Linked DNA regions of Homo sapiens: region 2 is linked to region 1. The links are chromatin contacts, found by Hi-C or POLR2A ChIA-PET in ENCODE. All regions are on one chromosome and are shown on one strand. The core of a region is the stretch at or near the end of the contact, and the rest is flanking DNA. Distances in the headings are between cores, read along the strand shown.

Region 1 (4,268 bases), core at 1,149-3,648:
CGTGATCACACCACTACACTCCAGCCTGAATGACAGAGAAAGACCCTGTCTCTAAAACGTTAAAAATGTAAAAATAAACCTACTTTGGGCATAAGTCTTCCCTCCCCAATAGTGTTTCAATTTCTCAAGCCCAGTGGCTGTATTTTGTGTTCTTTTATATCTGATTACTCATTTTTCAACAATAAGAGCATTCTGAAAAGCTACAAGGTATTTTATCAGTAGTAAATAGTTGTTGAAACCAGTTGAAAAAGGCTGTAATGATTTAATTAGATTACAGTCTGTATTGTGTAGGTAGAAGTTGCCCATCAGATTAAAAAAAAAGGAAAATCCTAGCCCACCAGCCATTCTTTCAAATTTTAAATACATAGTCAAGCAAAATAATGCCTTTCAGGTCTCTGCACACCTTTCTGAATCTACAAGTTTCTTCTCAATGATTTCTTTCAAGAAAGTCTTATAAAGAGACCATTTGAATTTTTAAAACTTTAATTCAGGCAGCAGTGATCAAATATTTGTGATTCACAAAGGATAGGATAAAATAATACCATGTACATATACAATCGGCCCTCCGTATCTGTGGATTTCACATCTGTGTATTCTACCACCCGAGGACTGAAAATATTCAAAAACAATAAATGGTTACATTTGTTTGTACTGAACATGTATAGACTTTTAAAAAATCTCTAAACAATACAATGTAACAACTATTTACTAAGCTTTTACATTGTATTAGGTATTATAATTAATCTAGAGATAAAGTATATGGGAGGATATACATAGGTTATATGCAAATACTATGCCATTTTATATAAGGGACCTGAGCATCTGTGGATTTTGGTATTCATAGGGGTCCTGGAACGAATCCCCTACAGGTACCTCGGGACGACTGTATATATTTTGTGTGTGTGTATTTTCTTCCCTATTGCCTCAGAATAGAGTTTAATTCCACTTTGAGACAGGATGGTAAGGTATCATGAGGACCATAGGGTAAACTTAGCAATATACAATTGCTTAGTTTTCGAAACTTGGGAGAGGAAGGGGCTGCCACTGGCGCACAATGGGTCAAGGCCACGGATGCTGCTAAACATCCTGAATGCACAGAACAGCCCCCCAGACAGATAGTCATCCAGCCCCAAATGTCATTGGTGCCAAAGCGGAGATACCCTGAGTCGAAGCAAAGCATCTTTGTTAATGACATAAGAGAAATGCTCAGTTTTACTCTTACAGACATTTACTTGTTTGTGTGACCCCTAAACCAAATCTACTTTGAGATGTAGAGAGCTGAGACATTGCAGAACTCCCCTCCCGCCATCTGCAGATGCCCTGAGTGGCAGCCTGGCAGCCTGGCAGCCTGGAAGCAGCCCCAGAGTTCTTTGCACAGCGGGCTTCTCTCACCCATGCCCCCAGCCCAACTCTGAGCAGTCTGGGCCCGCACATGCCAGCCTTCAGGCTGTTTCAACAGTATTTAAACCTCCAAAGGCTTATGAAATATTCTTTAATCCCTTCCCAAAACATGATTTAGGTGTATTTGATATTATCTGCTATCCCCTAGATTTCCTAGTGTTTGCAGCTTATTTTCAGGACTACCTTCCAGGTGTAGCCGTCTGTGTCAGAGACAGGAGAGCCTGAGGCTTTCCTCCAAGTGGGGAGTCTGCAGAGAACAGGCTGGCAGCTGAGACTTTCGCCCAAATGGCTTATATTTGATGTATAATAGTTTTAATTGTGATATTATTAAAAGTGAATTATTTCCATAGATCAAAAGTTAACTCATTAAATCTGTTAGTCTATTTTAAGTTGGTCTTCCAAAGGAACCATTTATATTTATATAGCATTGCGTCTTTATCCTTGCAAAACTGTGGATTCTAAACTCCTCAAGTCAGAGACTTGGAATAGCATAAATCAGATGTGAGTCTTCATTGCTGAGGCTGAATTTATTCAGTCATAATTTCCAAGCATTTGTTCCTGCTGGAAGGTACTACTTATTTCACAAGAAGTTCATGTCATGAAAGCGCTGAGCTCGAAGGGCCATCACGCATATCTAGTCCAGTGGTTCTCAACCTGGCTGCACAGGGATTACCTTGGGCAGAAGCCCAGCCCAATGGGACAAGATCTTCTGGGGTGCAGCTCAGGCATTGGGGTTTCCCCAAAACTACCCCAAGTGATTCTAATGTGCAAACTTGGTGGAAAAAGTTTATTCTTTTCCAATTCCTCAGTTACAATGAGTAAACTGAGGGTCAGATTAATTCATAAAGGCAGAAGTCAGCAAACACCGTAAAGGACTAGCTACTAAATCTTTCTGGCATTGCAGGCCATATGGTTTCTGTGGGAACTGCTCAAAAGCAGCCATAGGCAATTCAGAAACAAATGGATGTGGCAGGCTGCCAATGAAGCTCTATAAAAATAGGTGACTGGCCGGATTTGGCCCATGGGCCATAGTTTGCCAACCTCTGGTTTAGATCTCACAGTTGGTTAGTAGAAACCCATATGCTAGGCCACAGATAGACTAACCTTCAACAAGTGATCTTCCTTCTACTAGATGCAGTTTTCCTGTTTGAAGCAGTGTCTATAACATACCCAACTTCTGTAGAGGTTAAATAATAATTATCTTTATGTAAGTTAAGGCAAATATCTTAGCATAGGTACTCATAGTCTAGAGCGCAGAAATTTTCATTATCTGTGTCTTTATGAGAGGTCTGCATTTTGATGGTATTTACCAAATTTAAAGTAATAATCACAGTATATGTGTTTTACTAAAGTAATAACCCAGACAATAATATTCCTATCCAAGAAATTTTTTCAGCTAGAAAGTCAGAAAATGAGACAGCGTGATCAGACCACCAAAGCAAGCAAGAAAAAAAAATCAGCTAAGAAAAATGGAGATCTGATTTTCTTTTCACCCAGTAAAGGAATCAGTTGAAAATCTCTTAATTCTTCCTTACTGTGCTGATGACTCATGGGGAGATACTTTATCTCAGATTTCTTTTGAATACATCTGAGTAAATTTGAATATGAATTATATCTAATAGCTAGAGATGCTTCCTACGAGTCCTTGGGAAACAGCATGGACTAAGGCTGAAGAAGTGGAAAGAAAGCCATCACAATTAATGTGGAGAGTTATGTGTTTGGTACTTATGAAACTTTGGGTATTTTTCACTGTTTGTATAGCCTTTCTTCCAAAGTACACTCATAAAAATAGGGTTCCTGAAATGTTAAAAAGCCACTGGATCTGGTCATTTTCCTTGGAGATTAATTTATCTCTATTTGGCAATTACTTCGTATCTATGTTTTTCAGAGAAAGTCACTCTACCTCTTCCCTTTTTTATCTAAATAACACATTCAATAAAAGTGCTTCATGTCCTGAAAAAACAAAACTGTCTTATTTACGATTATAAAATGGTGTTCAATCAATGATTTCCCTGAGGGGATAAACACTAGAGATGGAAAAACAAAATCAATTTGTTTTTCACAAATTGACATCCCTCTGTATGATGCCATCATTGAACTGAAGTTATTGAAAGGGGCCTTATAGAGAGGGCACCATAGAGGGAAATCATAGAGAATAACATCATAGAGAGGGGTATCATAGAGATAATAACTGCATGGAGAGGAGCCTCATGGAGAGGGAGCTTTGAGAGGGGACATGGAACACACAGTGGTAGATTAAAATAATCCAGTAATCAATTTGGCCACATAAATAATAGTGATCATAATTTATGAGGGCTTCCCATACTAATTAAAATATGCATAATAACAACAGTTCATTTTCATAATTGTACACTTAAGTCATGCTATTTTTTCTCTTTTTGCCTAGTTCTATGGTATGTGTGATCATGGCCTTACAACTTTTAGAAGGTACTGGCAAATGTGGTTGCAGTGAACTGTTTTTCTCTGAAGCTTTCTGCAGTAATCCTCCTGGCATTATTAAGGTTTCCTTAATCATACTTGGTTAGAGGTGATTTGCGGTCCTACCAACCTTAATTTGAATTTTCTCTCTGCCTCAGATAAGCTTGACTCTGGGGAGGTTTCTGAACATCTTTAAATTTGAGTTCCCAAATTATAAAGTGGGTTCAGCAATGACTGCTTTTCATGGCTTATTTGAGAATATATGAGATTGTGCTTTAAAGGATTGAGTAGAATGCCTGGTTTGTTCATTAGTTTTTTCTTTTCTTTTCTTTTCTTTTTTCTTTTCTTTTTTTCTTTTCTTTTCTCTTTCCTTCCTTCTTTCTTTCTCTTCCTTTCTTTACCCTCCCTTCTTTCCTTCCTTTTTTTTT
Region 2 (4,268 bases), core at 760-3,259, 71 kb before region 1:
GCAGAAGGGGCAAATAGGCTCTCTGAAACCTCTTTTATAAGGGTATTTTGCTTTAAGGGCATAGAAGATGGAAGGGATTAATTTTTCTTGGGGCATTTGGGGAAATCACGAATGAGTGGTGACATTTGAGATTGTTGGATAGTTGGTGAGTGAGTCAAAGGAGAATAAAAATGGAAGGAACATTAAAAGGGCTCAGTCCTTGAGAGAGGAAATCCCAGCTCATATTTACCTTTGAGGTGATGAAAGCAGAAGGCAGACGCAGTTGTAGCTTCTACTGAAGGTGATAAACAGATGTGCCATGGGATTAAGCTCCAGTATTTAATGGCAGGAGCCCTGGGTAGCTTCCTGTGTCCTGTGGCTGGGGCATACCTAGGGCTGGGATAGACGCAATATTTCTCAAAGTAAATCAGAGTCCTTTGTCAGTGGGATAAAATGCTGATTCTCAGGCTCCTCAGCAAACCTACTGAATCAGATTATTTTGGTGCAGGGGCCTGGAGATTTGCATTTTTAACAATCTCCCCAGAGGTTTCCTTGCACCCTCAAGTTTAAGAACCACCCTTTCAAAGCGTGATTTCATCACCCAGGAGACATTTGGTAATGTCTGGAGACATTATTGGTCATCACGATTGTGGGGGTGCTACTGGCATCTAGTGTGCAGAATCCAGGGATGCTGCTACACATCTTACAGTGCACAGGACAGCCCTCACGACAAAGAATTATCCTGCCCAAAATGTCAATAGTGCTGAGATTGAGAAATCCTGAACTCCATCATATGAAGGGCTCTCAAGGAAAAGTACAAGAAGTGGACTGAAGTCAGTTTGTGTCACTAGGTGGCTCCTTAGGCTACTCAGGCAGGGGGCTAGCGTTATGGGCTTCCAGGCCCAGTTATCGGACCACCAAATTTTCACAGAACTGGGCAGAGCTCACATGTATTGAACCCATGCAGCTGACACTCCTGAAGCCACCAATGCATTATTTGCTAAGTAATTTTTTTTCCTCTGATACCAACACATTTAAAATCTTTATTGAATTATCGTCACAAAATTGCGGTCATTTCTTGGGGGAAAATATGCCATTAGTTCTACACAAAGTACTCTTTGCTCAACTTGCACTTTCTTGAAATCCAGAAGGTAGATTTACATTAAAATCATGTTGGCTAAGAGTTGAAAAAAGTTATTGCTTATATGGAGTTAAGAAAGCAAACTTTGGAAATTTTTTTTGGTCTGAGTTTGTTTCTAAGAAGCCAACTACTTCTCCAGCTCTCCTGCAATCCTGCCAAGGTGATGTCCAGCTTGTCCCTGTTAATAAGTTCAACAGATCAACCCTGTAGGGAAGCCAAACCATAGAGAAAGGTGGATGCACTAAATTTTTTTTTTTCTGAACAAAATGTCAGTGTGTATTGTTCTATGACAATAGTGTTATTTGAAATTATGCCTCGGGCCTTCAGTAGGTAAAGATTCTTGTTCATTTGCTGCATTTCAAAAAAATTGTGTGCACGTTCCCATTAAGATTTATTTTTCTTAAATTGAATATACAGTTAATCTATATGCAGATGAGGTAGGTAACACCCTCCTTTCTGGATTGTTCGTTTTAGTTAAGGTGTTACTCATAACAATTTGGTTTCCTTTCCAGTCTTTTGCAAAAGTAGGGCTTCAGTGCAAGATATCCTTTTAAAAATACCCTTGGGTCCTGAGTGTTGAACTTTTCTGGCTGAAATAATTTTGCACCTTCCAAATGTTTTAATGCTGTTAGGGAGCTCTTAAAATGCAAGGATTTAAGGCCCTTAGCTAGTTAAGCTTTTAGCAGAACTAGAGCTGTTAGATAAGAATAGAACTCATCCTTTACTTTTGGAGCTTTGGACATTGTTTCCAGCTGCTTCCAGTCATTTGAATCCCGAAAGCGCCCCTAATCCTCGCGGAGGCAGCCTTTCTGGCTCCCAGGACCCACCCCCTTGCTTCTGATTGGCGAAGCTCCTCCGCGGCCCAAGCCAGCCACCTACAACGTCTCTGAGAACTGATTTGAAATAAGAGCCAGGCGGTCCTCGCTTCCCTGCGACCGACTTTTCATAGGCTGGGGGAGAAAAGGTTGAGAAACTTGACATTGTCTCGAGCAGAGTGCGTGTAGCAACAGATCAAAGAAAAAGAGGACGAAAACGTGCTCTTTGCTGCCCGTAGATTTCGCCGGGTTGCTTTTGTCTTGCGGGCTCCTGTCGGGTTCGGTGTTTCCGCTCTGAAGACTGCGACGCGGGCTCCGATGCAGCTCGCTCCCTGCCGGATGGGTCATGGGATTCTAAACATGAGGCAGGTAAGCTCAGGCGGTTGCGCTGGCGGCGGAGGGGGCGGGCGCCGCCCGGGACCCCTGCGACGTGTTACTGCGGAGAGCTTGCTGGGTTAGCAGGCGCCTGGCCGTAGTCGATGCGTTTGGCGGAAAGACGGGGCTGCATTTTCCTAAGACAACCAAAGAAGCACATTTTACCTGAGCCACCCCGGTCTGGTCCTCGCCACCCGCCCCCACTTTTGCCTCTAATTGTGGTTGATGTCAGGCAGTCGTTGTAAAGGGCTTACAAGCAGTTTGTAGAATATATGTAAATCAATTCCAGTTTGCGGCCGCTGGAATGTATCGTGCAGGATGTATCTCGAGCTTTTAGTGCCTCTACCCTATGCTTTGGGCTAGAATAAAGACAGCTGAATGTCCTGAAAAAGAATTTCACGGGGCCTCTTATCTCATTTTGGTTTCGCATTCTGAGCACTTACTGTGTTTCTGGCGGAGAAGGCGGAACCAGCTTGAAATGAGCACAGACAGTCCTTCCAGAAAAATGCAAATTTGTTTTTCTGTTCTAGCAGTTTGGAAACTGTATTGCTTCTGGACGTGAGAAGGCAGCCCTGAAAGTAGTGAGCGGAGAAAGGGCTGGGGGATTACTTAAATGAGTCTTTGAAAAGAATTCTAAACCAACAGCTTCTTCTGTGGCTCTGGGGCATGATGATAAAATTCCTTATCAGTCCAGGAAGAGGTTTATAGCTTTGCTGTTAAGCAAGAAAAGGAAAGAAAAAGTGGATGTAGGAAGCCAAGGAGAGGGTGTGATTTACAACTCAATCAAAGTTATGGAAGAATTTTATGTCAATATTTAAATATCAAGAACAATACTCATATAAGGAGAAAACAAGGCTGGAAAAACATGCCAATAGGCTTGGAAGGGCAGGGATTTCAAGAGGAATGCTATTGCTTTTACCAGCTCTGAATAAATCTGGATGGGAAAGTTAGCATCTGTATCGCAACCGGAAAAGCTCTTCACTTTTTCTTCTAAGTGGGTTGGGTGCTCGCCACCCTGCACACTTTGGGGGAAGTGAGCTTTCCATTTAAGAGCGCAGGGGAGGGGTTTCGAACTTTCTGTCCCTTTCCCACAGCCTTGGGAGATGAAGCAGAGCCCCCTTCGAATGGTCAGCGCAAACCCTCCGCCTTCTTGCCCCCTCGCTTGTTCGCTCAGCAAGCAGGCTTGGCAAGTTTCAGTGAGTGCAGAAAAACACTTGCGGAGGAGCAAGTGCCGTCTGCTTGCAATGAATTGCCCTTGCCTTGGTAGGGACTGTGGGGAGGACGTCTTTAAGTTCTGCAAACTCACAGTCCAACCTCATACTTTTAATGTCTACTAAAGTGGGATGAGGAAAAGGAAGGAGAAGGGTAATTGGAAAGGATTGAAAAGGAAAAAGAGGAACGCAAAACATTTTTGACAAAGGTCCTTAGCTGGAACAAAGAAGTTATTTGATCCTGTGCAGAGCCACCTGTCCTCTCCTCGGTGGTGTCTGAGCTCAATTTCCAGAATCCCTGTTCCCACACAATTCCTCAGGAACCATGGCAGTCTCCGTGCCTTATGCCTAAGGTTTGCTTCCCCCAGCTTGGAATGGTTTTTCCCATGCCTAGTTTGTTGTGGCATTTACGTGAAGTTGGAAAACAGCCCAGTATTGAAATTTTAGGGGTACAAGTACACATATAGTGAACTCCTTAGTTATTTAATGAATGGGCAACTTTTCATCTCACAGCTACGTATGTCTACTAATTTTTTTGGCCTGTTCAGAACTTTGAAAGAGGGTGGGATGGAACAGGGGAGGAGATGAAGGAGAGAGACAGGATCATTGTTCATCCAAAGAACGAGGACAGTTTCCAGAATCTAGCATGTTGTTCCACTGCAGTCAGAACAAGAATGTAGGGAGGAATGAGATGGCAGTGTTATTGGCATGGGTTAATCCCTACTTTATTTGAGTTTCTCTTGGGGA

Evidence for each region. Hi-C counts contacts between places; a loop is a spot of excess contacts on that map. ChIA-PET counts read pairs that join two places held with the same protein, here RNA polymerase II (POLR2A). Pooled maps may share reads with other maps.
Region 2: a map of heart right ventricle shows a loop between it and region 1 (4-fold over the local background). The contact joins the promoter of MID1 here to the enhancer-like site in region 1. A Hi-C loop is called at or near these places in 2 of 168 maps with a recorded cell type or tissue (endothelial cell of umbilical vein and heart right ventricle) and 1 of 50 pooled maps. POLR2A ChIA-PET finds 5 or more read pairs at or near these places in 4 of 52 experiments (A549, A673, AG04450 and 1 more).

What each region holds. Positions count from the first base shown.
Region 1 is chrX:10,547,586-10,551,853 of GRCh38, reverse strand. The region is part of intron 2 of MID1 (midline 1); the gene reads left to right. Among named protein-coding and RNA genes, the nearest start is that of MID1, 71 kb to the left of the region's middle. Within about 2 kb of position 2,398, at least 2 of the 41 ENCODE cell types and tissues checked have a DNase peak (open chromatin) inside an H3K27ac peak, as active enhancers do.
Region 2 is chrX:10,618,326-10,622,593 of GRCh38, reverse strand. MID1 (midline 1) reads left to right here and starts at 2,009. Exons shown (of 10, transcript NM_000381.4): 1 at 2,009-2,304. LOC124905245 (a long non-coding RNA gene) reads right to left here and starts at 2,893. Exons shown (of 2, transcript XR_007068391.1): 1 at 2,754-2,893; 2 at 1-2,447.